2 separate regions of the Homo sapiens genome follow, and region 2 is linked to region 1. Evidence: chromatin contacts called from ENCODE Hi-C or POLR2A ChIA-PET data. All regions are on one chromosome and are shown on one strand. The core of a region is the stretch at or near the end of the contact, and the rest is flanking DNA. Distances in the headings are between cores, read along the strand shown.

Region 1 (5,665 bases), core at 1,255-3,754:
CCTTACCTCTTGTATCCTAACAGACGGAATTTTAAAGAACAAGGCTTGCAGAGTGGCTGCAAGTACAAGTCATCAGGCTTCCTAAAGACTTCTGGAACCATCCCACAGTCTCCACACATCCCTGTGGCCAAAGGAAGCTTAAGGAGGAAACTGTTCTAGATCTTTTGATGTAATGGCGCTGCAGTCACCAGGTGTGAGGCAACATGAGATTTGCAGAATATAACCACCATAGCTACTGCTCAGTTAGATCGATGGCCTATAATTACCTGGGAATTACTTGGACACAAATCAATGGTGTATTGTGTCCCATTCCTAATGAGCAGGGTAACTTTTGCCTGGTCTGTGAACATTATGATAAAGACAATATTCCCATCTGCTTACTCTGCCTTCTACTACCTGCCCAAACTGCATCTGATGTAGCCCAGCAAGACTGGGGATGTGGGAAGCGGACTTCAGACAGCAAGGAATTGGGGGTGATGTGTTCCAACTCCAAAACAATTTTTATTGCAGCGGTTGCAGCTTTTCACTCCATCCCAATCTGGACTAAGACTGACATCTCTGAGATAAAAGGCTCCATTAGATGTCTTCAGTTTGGCCAGCCTCCTCCCCTGGCCACGCCCCAAGGGATCCAGGCACATTCTGATGACATCCATCAAGCTCATGATTCCAGCTCAACACTTTGCAGCAATTTCTCCATCTTCCAGCTACCACAAAAAGAGGGGTGGGAGGAGAAGATCCAAGCAAGTGGTGGGGAGGGGGTGCTTAGTGCTATTTGATCAAACACAGAATGTACGGCCCCATAACTAAGCTGCCACAAACACACCACTCTATCCTGTAATACTTCTTAAAAGTAAAGGAACTGAGCTGGAGTCCTGCTGGATTTCCCTTAGCAACTTGACAGGAGCCCACAAGGTCAGCTAGCAGGAAGCGTAGAAAATTATACAGTGGGGAATTATCAGCTAAATTATTTCACTATACTCAGGATTTTTACTGTTCTTGCCAAGACAGTGGCCTCTTGCTACCCAGATTAGAAACATGAATAAAAGGACAAGAATGACAAAAGGAGGGGGAAAGAAAAGAGAAACATTTTAAATGGCTTCTTTACCTTATTTTATATATGTACACATACATACATGTATATGTATACGTGTGTGTGTGTGTGTGTGTGTGTGTGTGTGTATGTCTTTGTTTTGTTTTAATGCAACTCCTTGAGGCTACTGCCCAGAAATCCAACCTGCTTGTTTTCCTTCTCTGGCCATAATGTTTCTTTTCCTTTTTGTTTGGGTTGGAAGGATGATGGGGGTTGGGCTGGAGACGGCTCCATGACCAGGTTTGCTACACAAGCCACAGCAGCAGGAGCAAGCATGATTTATCAATTAACAGGTAATGAAAAAAATTCTCTGCAATTAAAGATATGATTTTGCTCAAACAGGAAGCAGCACCATACAACTGTGTACCCCTCTGAGGAATACTCAGCTCCCGTCACTAATGTGGAGCACAGCTAATTTTAACAGAGTGTGTGTGGGCCCCTTGGGGGACTCCTTGTTGATGAAGGAATATACAGTAGGGAACCCCCAGAGGACCTAGCTGATTGGAGAGCCCCAGGAAAGGTGTAGGGAAATTACATTTCCTGTTTCTTAGGAGAGTTATTAAAGGGAAAGGCAGCTTTAATCACTGAAAGACCAGTTGCTGTATTATTTTTGATTTATATACCAAAACAATACCCTTTATTCCTTGGTTGCTTTTTAATATATATGTCAGCTTAGTCAATATTATATTTCAGTATAACATATAAACAGCTGTAAGATCTTGTTAAAAACGTGAAGGCTTTTGAAAGATTATACAAGATAAAATACATTATTGCTACTCAACAAAAAAATCAGAGAAAATTAAAGTAGACAGAAATATTCCCCTTTTTCCCTTCACATAAATCAATAAGCTATTTTGTTAAAAGAAATGCACCAAAAATTTCGTAATAATATATAAAAAAAGTTGTTGGCTTCCCAATGTTTTCTTCTTCTGGATATACAGTTTCTTTGGAAAGAAAAATTTCATTTCTATGCAATTAATGCAGAAAGTGCATAGTGATTTGTTGATATTATGTTCATGCCAATTTGTTTAAAATACTTCTATATAGTCCCTATTTTACATCAATATTTTAGTAAGCTTTGGAGATAGAGGAGTTTTCAGATCACCTAGTTCAACTCTTTCACATTTCAGGTAAGAAAACAAGAGTCAGAAAGGCTAAGTATTAAAAACACAACAATAATAACAACAATAATGTCTAACATGGGTTGGGTAATTACTGTTAGGTGCTGCTCTGAGCTCTTTGCATATGTGACCTCATTGAATTCTTTCTATAGCCCTTTGAGGTATTACTATTATTATCAATGATCAGTTTTATTGTTTTCATAGAAGGAGAGGTTCAGGTTGAGAAAGGGTGAATGACTCACCCAAGACCACGTGAGAAGGGCAGAAGCAGGGAGTGGGAAGAGGGATTCCTGACTCCAGGGACACCAGAGTTAATCACTAGGCTACGCTGTCTCTCCTGTCATGCACTGATTACAGAGGTGTGGGCACCAGACGCCAGATCCTTTGTTTTGGAGTCTAGTAATAAAACAGAAAATTATTTCATTCCATTAGATTATGTTGAAATATTCTCCGCCCCAAAAGATCACCCACAGAGCTGAATTTCAAATTGAAAGTTCCTATATGAATTTGAACTGTTAAACCAAATGGGACACCACATGTGTGTGTGAGTGAGTGTGCCGAATGTGGTTGTTGGACTGGGGGAATACAAGAGACCTTGGGAAAAACACAGGCAGGGAGGCCTGGTTCCTGCTGCTGTGCCCTCTGACCTCCCAAAAGGATCCTCCTCTGTCTCCTTGTAACCCCCAGGATGAGTCTCGCCACACCACAGTCCAGTCCAAATCCGATTACGTCTATAAAAACAAGTGTTCCATTTCTGGTGCTTTTTAAATGTAATTGAAAGACTGCGTCTTCCTAAAACAGCCAAAATCTATAACCCTTCTTGCTAATGTCCTTCCTGAAAACTCCTCTGCTTGCCAAAGCAGTGTTAAAGAACAACCACAGTGTATGGCATGAGTGCAAATAGCTTTCCTTTTAAAACACAAACCAAAATAACCTTTACAATCCAGCAGCTATAAGTGGTGGAGAAGGCTCCTTCAAACCCTGCCCCACAGTATCACCTCGGGCAAAGGTTTCTCTACTGTTAGAACTGGGATATTTGGAAGTAGGCTGCCCCTACAAGCTTTGCTCTTGTTTCTTTGGCGGATTCCTCTGACAGTTCCTAACTGTATTATCAGGATTTGTCTCGCCGGTAATGGCCAATTCATTTGTATTACCACATTTAGACCTTCCACTAAGCAGACAATCACAGGTATGAAGACTGGTCCCATGGAGTCCAGTGCAGCTGACTGATCTGACTGGCTCAGAGGAAAATGTCAGCAGGAAATCAAGTCCGTCTTCTTCATTTTTCCTGTCCAGATTCTGCACTTCCTTATGGACAAGCAGACAGACAGAGCACATGTGTGTGCACACACACTTCCTAAATCCCAGCAGTGAGCCTCAACCTCATTGGGGAAGAACTGGGACAGACATCGAGTCCAACGCCTTCATTTAACAGCTGAGGAACCAAGTCCCAGAGAAAATAAGAGACTTCCATGTGTTAGTTAGTAAGTGGCAAAGCTAGCGTTTGATCCTAAGGATGCCTAATCCTAAGGCCACCGTTCTTTATGCAGCACTGTTTTACTAAAAGCAAAAAAAGTCTTTATTAATGGGGGTGTTCAGAAACTCTCCTTCTGTAAGCCCTTGTTTAGTGACTCCATTTTACAAGCAATCAATTTCTCAGGTCTTTCTTAAGTAAGGACTTCCACACAGACATCCTCACCCACTGGGATAGGGCCTCCGCTGGTAGAACCAGACACAAAACAGTACCAAGGACTTCCTGGGAGACTGAGGAACCAGCAAGCCCAACCTTGCCCACATGCTTCATACTCTGGTCCAGTTCCAGGGCTGATACCTCCCAGGGATTCAACTGCTATGCTTTGAATACAACTGAGAATATTAAAGGCATCTACTCTCTCAGCATCTGAAAACAGAGGGTGTCAAAGACCTCAACATATTTCAAAGAACTTGTGAAGGAAAACAAATATCGGAAAGTTATTTTGAGGTTCAAAATTTTGAAAGAAAAAAGATAACCCTGAATAATATTCTAATTTTTATAGGTACAATTTGTACCTATCTTTCCATAGATGAGAGAGGTGGCACACGAGAAACGGATCATTAAACAGTAGTGTGAAACCAGGGAAATTAACCAGCTGGTGTGAAAGCCACCTCTTATTCTCTGAGAAAGAGAGTGGAGGGTGGGGGTGGGGAGGACAGAGCTCAGGAAAAGCAGGAAGAAAGGAGCTGATTTCATCGATAAAGCATTAGCTTAGAAGTCTGTGGACCATCTCAAAGCTAATGAACAGAAAATGTATGATCAAAAAATAATAGTTGCAGGTGACAGATCTTTCATACTTTTCAAATTATAATAATTTTGTCCTGGAAGAGCCTTAAAGACCATTTCATTCAATGCCCCGATTTAACATAAAAGGAAACTGAGGAACTGAGGTTGAGAGAAGAGAACTGGCTTGGCCTCATTTCCACGTATCAATTTGGTGGCAGGAGCCTGGCCTTGTGATTCCCATCCTATCTTGTGCTCTACCCACGAACACTGCCTTACTCATTCAACAGGCCACAGGGCACTGGAGGGAACTCTGTTAAGTCCAGCAAGTAAGGACATTGTACAAGATGGTTGGGTTTTAGCTGCTGGGATATTTTTCTGTGCAGAAGAAAGGCAAACTCTTTTCTATATCAAGAAGAATCTATATGCCTGTTGGGTTGTTGAGTAAGCGTTCCATGTGCCTCCACCAAGTTAGTAATGCAAAAAGACGCTGGGCACGGTGGCTCACGCCTGTAATCCCAGCACTTTGGGAGGCTGAGGTGGGTGGATGATGAAGTTGGGATTTCAAGACCAGCCTGGCCAACATGGTGAAACCCCGTCTCTACTAAAAATAAAAAAAATTAGCTGGGTGTGGTGGCAGGCACCTGTAATCCCAGCTACTCGGGAGGCTAAAGCAGGAGAATGGCTTGAACCCAGGAGGCAGAGGTTGAATCCAGGAGCTGAGATCACACCACTGCACTCTAGCCTGGGCGACAGAGCAAGACTCTGTCTCAAAAAAAAAAAAAAAAAAAAAAAAAAAAAAGACAATAAGCCTTTAAGAGCAAAGGAATCTGTAGCAAAAGACCATACAGGAAAAGTCAGTGCAGAAGAGCTGTCCCAGGGAAATATCCTGGTCTTACAGTCCACAGCCCTTGGGAAAGGTATGACACAGAAGAGAGCTGCCATCTGCTGAGTGCCTCTAGTAGAGGTGTTACAGCCCTTTTCAGGTAAGACAATCAAGGCCAGAAATGTTACCTGACCTGCCCATTATTACACACAGAGAGCCAATATTCTAGCCCAGGTCCACTCCAAAGTCCAAGTTCTTTCTTTGGAACCTAGTTTGATTCCTTCAATCTACAAGTGCTCTGTGTTAAGTAATACAGCACTAGGTCTTTGAGTGCAGTGGACTGAATGTGTATGTCTCCCTCCCAACTCATA
Region 2 (5,670 bases), core at 165-2,664, 150 kb after region 1:
AGTTTAAAAACACCAACTATACCCCCTCCAAGTTTATGTGTCTGCATTAAGTATAATTAATTTCATTGTCTTGATGTTTCACCAGAAAGCTTTCCAGAAAAATCCAAGAATATTATTCAATAGCTGAACATAAACTTAAATGGAAAATAGAAAATAATGTGCTGCTGGAAATCGTAAATTTGGGTAAATCTGAAAACATCTGACCCTTTTTAACTTCAAAAGCAAAAGATCTGAATACCCCCATCATCATTGACGGGAGTTTAAAACCTTATTATAATTTGCCAAATTCCAAAAGAGTTGGTGTTTTAATCCCTCACCACTTTTAAACGGAATCAGTTGAAGAAAAAAAATCAATGTCTGGAGACAGCTCTATGAATGTAGCCACACCTAAAAAACAAGCCAATACTTTCCCCCCCCCCCAAAAAAATTCATGAGCAGCAACAGCTGGAACTGTTTTACACTAGACGGCTGAGTTCTGTGAGAATGTCCTCCTTGTCTTTGTCTGCAAAGCTGAAAGAAGCTGGACTCAAAGGTAGTGTTCAGTCCCAGGAGGACCCTGAGTAAACATGAGCCTGAGCCCCCAGCTCCCTCCTGATAAGGTCAGGTGACATGGTGTCAAAAGACAGCCAAGGAAAGATCTAGAAAAGTGCACACACAAGGAGGATATTTTTCTTTCTCTTTACCAGAGATAATAAAGAACAGAAATGGACTTCAAAATTTTTTATTCACTTAAAATACAACAATGACACTCCCACCCTTGCCCTCAAGCCCTATGTATGTATGATAAACATTTACACACACACACATACACACACTAAACGCACTGCTCTAGCTATCCTTTACTTCCTGAATGAATGCACAACCGAGTCTGAAGCTTGCAGATCTACTCCAAATTGTCAAAGCAACCTGTCTTGATGAAATGTAGCAGCAGCAAAATAACAATACGTCACACAAAAAAATCAGCAAAGTCATCTCATCAGAAAGCAGCCAAAAAATACCCAAGTATTTCCAAAATCTGAGTTGAGACGAGAGCGCTGAGGGCCGGAGGAAAATTAAAAAGAGAGGCAGAGTCATAGGCATAAAGAAGTCTTCAATAAAGCAGTGAGAGTTCGAAAGGAAAGTAGCAACACCACAAGTTATGAAAAGGGGAGAGTACAAAGCATGACAGGCAGATGTAATAAAAGAAAAGCACCATAAAAAAAGAGAAAGAGATGAAGAAATATTTCCAAGTAACTGAGACAGGTACATTGGGAGTATAAAAAAAGAAACAGCTAAGCCTGGAAGGAAACAAGATGAAACTGATGATGCACCTAAAAATGAAAACAACTTTTTGCATGTAAACAAAAGAGGTTTCTAGTGAGAGAGACTACACAAACACTCATGTGCGTGCGCGCGCGCACACACACACACACACACACACAGGGAGGCATCAGGCATCTGACTATTTCAAAAGCCACATCTAAAATTTCATTAAAAAGAGCCCAGCTGCTTCCTTACCCTGACTTTGTCTTTAAGGACTTAGCTAAGCTGAAGGAGTGGCCAGAAAAGGGAAAAAAAAAAAAAACACTTCAACCCATCTCTCTCAAATTCTTTTATTTCAGCAATGCATTAAGCAATCTCCCTGCAGAGTTATTCTCTTCTTCCTGGTGTGGATAAAGCTTCCCCTGGGGAGCTCTGTAATTTCCAGCTTCTCCGAATTCAGGTATTAGTAAAGACCGCTTGGGGACACGCAACAATATAACTCTACATTTTCAGGCATTCGGAGAGAACCCCCTAAGGGTCCCAAGTTCAAATTTCTGAAATGTAGGCATTGTAAAAGGAACCTCGGGGGACTCCAGCAATAGAAATCTGCTGAATTCAAAGCATTTCCTAAGCCCTGGCAGGAGCCTTTGCTCCCACTGGAGGCTTTTTATAAAACATGTGTTGCTGACATGTTGACAGATTGCTCAGTGAAGTGTTAGGTGCATACACAGGCTGGCCATTTAGGGGGACATCAGTTTACCCTTCATCTCTACCTGAAGCACCATGTTTTATACATTACCCGAGGACAGGCAGAAAACAGACACTTTCCAACAAAGTATAGTATCACTTGGCAAAAGACAACCACCCCCTCACACGTACCTCTATCCACCACCTACAGAACTACAGACAGATTTTGTAGTTGCACTTCTCTCTCTCTCTCTCTCACACACACACACACACACACACACACACACACGTACGCGCCTGCGCGCGCACATGCACGCATGGCTATACAGAATCTCCCCAAATCACAAAAAGGTCAGAAAATAAATTAAGTGTACAGTGCAAGGCCCAGGCTTGAAATTGCCTCCATGTATCAGGACTGCCACCCTTTTGCTACACAGGCCAGAGCTCTGAGGGTATAATGAGCAAAGGAATTTTCTAATGACAGCTGACTGTTGGGAGGTAATCTGATCAAAGGCCGATATTAAATCCAACTTCTGCTCATATCAGGGTATTAGTGATGTACGACTTAATAACCCAGCAGCTCCAAAAGTGCTGCCGTGGCAACAGGATGGAAATTGGGATAATAATGTATTCATGGTGCTGGCGACCTGGGGCTGCAGTGCGCGCTCTCAGGGGAGGGCACTTCACCCTGAGCCAGACGTGTCTGGGCAAAATCACTTCACAAAGGACAGGAGTGGAATACTGAAGAGCTCTGGCACTGATGAGAGAGTCGATAAGGGGAAGAGTGGAATGAAGTGAAGGGAGGGAAGGAAAAACATTTTCAGCAGAAGAGCTTGAGTGGTGCTTCTCTGAAAAACTGATGGGGCTCAAGAAGCTCTCCCCGACAAGTACAACCAAAATGGATAATTATTAAATGAACATAAAACTACATTCTCTGCAAAGAGCTGGAGGATGAACAGCACCAGCTTGCATAAAATGACAAGATTTGCACATCAGCCATCATCAGCTTCCAGCCCTACCTACCACCATACAGAGGAGAGCCAATGTCTGCCACCAACAAAACACCCATTCTTCTCAATTGAAACAGATTTCCAATCTTAGCTACTATTTTATTCCTAAAGAAAAACAAATGTTGAGAAAAAACAAAGGTCATACAATAATCAGTCACATCTCATAGACTATATATCTCTCAGATATTAAAAATAATCTCTATTTTTTCATTTCTTGAAATAGAAGCTGAGTAACAACTAAACACCATTTGGGTAGGAGGAAAGAAAAACGGGATTTGAAGGTCTGGAAAGGGGAATCAGAAATTTAATTAAACGAAAAGGGGAGGAGGGGAAGACGCAGAGTCTAGGCCAAGGCACCTCAGCGGTTAAAAGCGTGCCCACCTAGTCTAATCTAACACAAGATCCTCGGACTCCCTGGACTGAGGAAATGAAAGCACATACAAGGGTGGTTTCAATTCCAAATATCTTTTGCAAATTACATCATATGGGACTTATATTTGCTGAAGACATCTTTAGAATATCAGTGAATACTCCAAAAGAAAATTCATGGACCAGACATGGACTTTGGGGACAGGAGAAGAAAATGGCCCATTTTTCTTATCTAGCTTAAAATACCTTCTTTGCTATAAGGAAAATGCTTCTCTGTAACTAATACAGAATATCCTCAAAGAACAAAGAGACCAAACATACCAAGCAAACTTGGTAAAAACGTGGCCTCAAGAAACACTCCTGGGGGGCCTGGTCGGCTTCTCTTCTGAGGAAACTGACTCCGTAATCATTCTGACATGCAACTGAGGAGAGAGCAGCAAATCCTAATTTCTTATTCTTGCAGCGCTTAATGCCAACAACGTACATATTGTACTCTTAAGCGCTCTTCCTGCCTTTCCTAGTATTACAGATAATTTGCTAGTTTCAGAGTGTACTTATTACAGGACTGTCAGAGGAGTTTTTGTTTCAACAACACGTTAACTTTACTGCACTTATAAAAAACATTATGTGTCCCCTGTGATTCTGTGTGTTTAAGAGCAGCGAAATGTTATTGATCCCGGTGTGACAAATCAAGAGTTAGGTAATGTCTACAAAACTCAATTTTCTGCAAGACATAAAAACCCTCTTTATGAAACCCCTCCTTAAGAAATTCAGGAGAAATTCAGAAAAAAAAAAAAGAGAGTATAAAGGTCAGCAACTATTCCTTATTAATGTAATCTAACTCTATTCCAATGACAGGCACATGACCACAGAGGCCAATTTAAACTAATATTTTTTTCACTACTGTAAAAACAAATCTGCAGGAAATTTAAAAAATTACTTTGATACAACTAGTCATCCTCCTCAGAAAGAGCATTAAATTGAAGCCAGTTTCCTCTCACTAAGGACTGTGTGACTTCAGATTCGCAGATAAGTATCCAACTTCTTGACCAAGCATTAGGATTCTACTTGCTTGTATCTGTCTACAATGGACTTTCACAGAACTCGTTTGCTTTAGAAATGTCACAATGCTGAAAACATCTCATTCTGATTCACATGAAATCTCTTAATTCTTATGATTTTTTTTCCTCTCAGAAAAGATATAATACTGAAAATGCCCCCCCAATAGTTTCAGCAACAAGAGTTGTAAACCTGATAGGTGACAGGGAAAGAAAAGAAAAAACCTCTACTGGGCAACATCAATAAACTGGGCGTGATGTGCACAAAATCCATTTGCATCCATAGAAATTTCATAACTCTGCATACATATTTGGATTTTTCCCCCAACTGTTCAGGGACAGTAAGCACTGATACTGCATTTAATTAACAAGCAAATGTGATGCCCTCCGATGTGAACAATACTGAGCCAATTGCTTAAGTTCTCACAAAGATAAATGTATTACAAGCACCACTGTACTACTGCAGAATATGACAGTAGTCATTTTCCTCATCTTCCCCAGCAAACTTTAGTCTCTGACAGGGCTAGCCTTCTGTCCACCTTTACCCTCAACTCTTTCCTTTCGGGTTTTAGCTTCCATAGGGAAATTCGCTTTCCAGATCCGTGGGTAGCTCACTCTTTCTCTTTTCCTCTTTTCTCTCCCTCTCCTTTTCCTCTACTGTATTCATCATTATTCAGCTGCATTATAACACTTAAAAAAAAAAAAACCCAGCTTTGAAAAAAAAAAAAAAAAGAAATCATTTGATTTTCATTGCCCTGGAGAGAATTAAATACCCCCAAGGAAAAATTCTGGTACATTCTCTGCACACATTTACATGCAGCCAGTGAAGTAAACATTTCCATAATTGCTCACTTCAGAACACGTTACCCAGTTCCTAGGTACAATAACTGTCAGGAGTCAATGAGGAATAAAGAATTTTCCTGAATCCTTGCACATAACCTGACTAGCATTAATAACTCCACAGTTGTACATAAGTTAAGAAATGGATTACTGCCAGACATCAGCCTTGCTCCAAACACTTTGGTCATGAGCTTTTCATGCTGCCATTAACAAAATAAATATGTTTTCTAAAACTTAAGGCTATTGATAATAAAAGCATTTTTTTTAACTTTCCTTCTCCTTAGAATAAAAGGCAATAGCCAAAACTATAGCTTTTTTTAACCTTGGAAATTACAGCAACAACATATGGCTTCCATTTACTTCCAATTTTACTCGTACTGTGAGCTTCTTTGGTGAAGTTGTCTTCTATTGCTAAATGACAAAATGAATGATGAAATTCGGTTGCTATGCTAGAAAAACAAAAA

What was found. Hi-C counts contacts between places; a loop is a spot of excess contacts on that map. ChIA-PET counts read pairs that join two places held with the same protein, here RNA polymerase II (POLR2A). Pooled maps may share reads with other maps.
Region 2: a pooled map shows a loop between it and region 1 (4-fold over the local background). The contact joins two enhancer-like sites. A Hi-C loop is called at or near these places in 4 of 50 pooled maps. POLR2A ChIA-PET finds 5 or more read pairs at or near these places in 2 of 52 experiments (BJ and OCI-LY7).

Annotation. Positions count from the first base shown.
Region 1 is chr18:25,134,133-25,139,797 of GRCh38, forward strand. All of the region lies in intron 5 of ZNF521 (zinc finger protein 521), which reads right to left. Among named protein-coding and RNA genes, the nearest start is that of LINC01894, 150 kb to the left of the region's middle. Within about 2 kb of position 2,505, at least 2 of the 41 ENCODE cell types and tissues checked have a DNase peak (open chromatin) inside an H3K27ac peak, as active enhancers do.
Region 2 is chr18:25,283,514-25,289,183 of GRCh38, forward strand. The region is part of intron 3 of ZNF521 (zinc finger protein 521); the gene reads right to left. Among named protein-coding and RNA genes, the nearest start is that of ZNF521, 66 kb to the right of the region's middle. RefSeq lists an enhancer at 1,276-2,980. Within about 2 kb of position 1,415, at least 4 of the 41 ENCODE cell types and tissues checked have a DNase peak (open chromatin) inside an H3K27ac peak, as active enhancers do.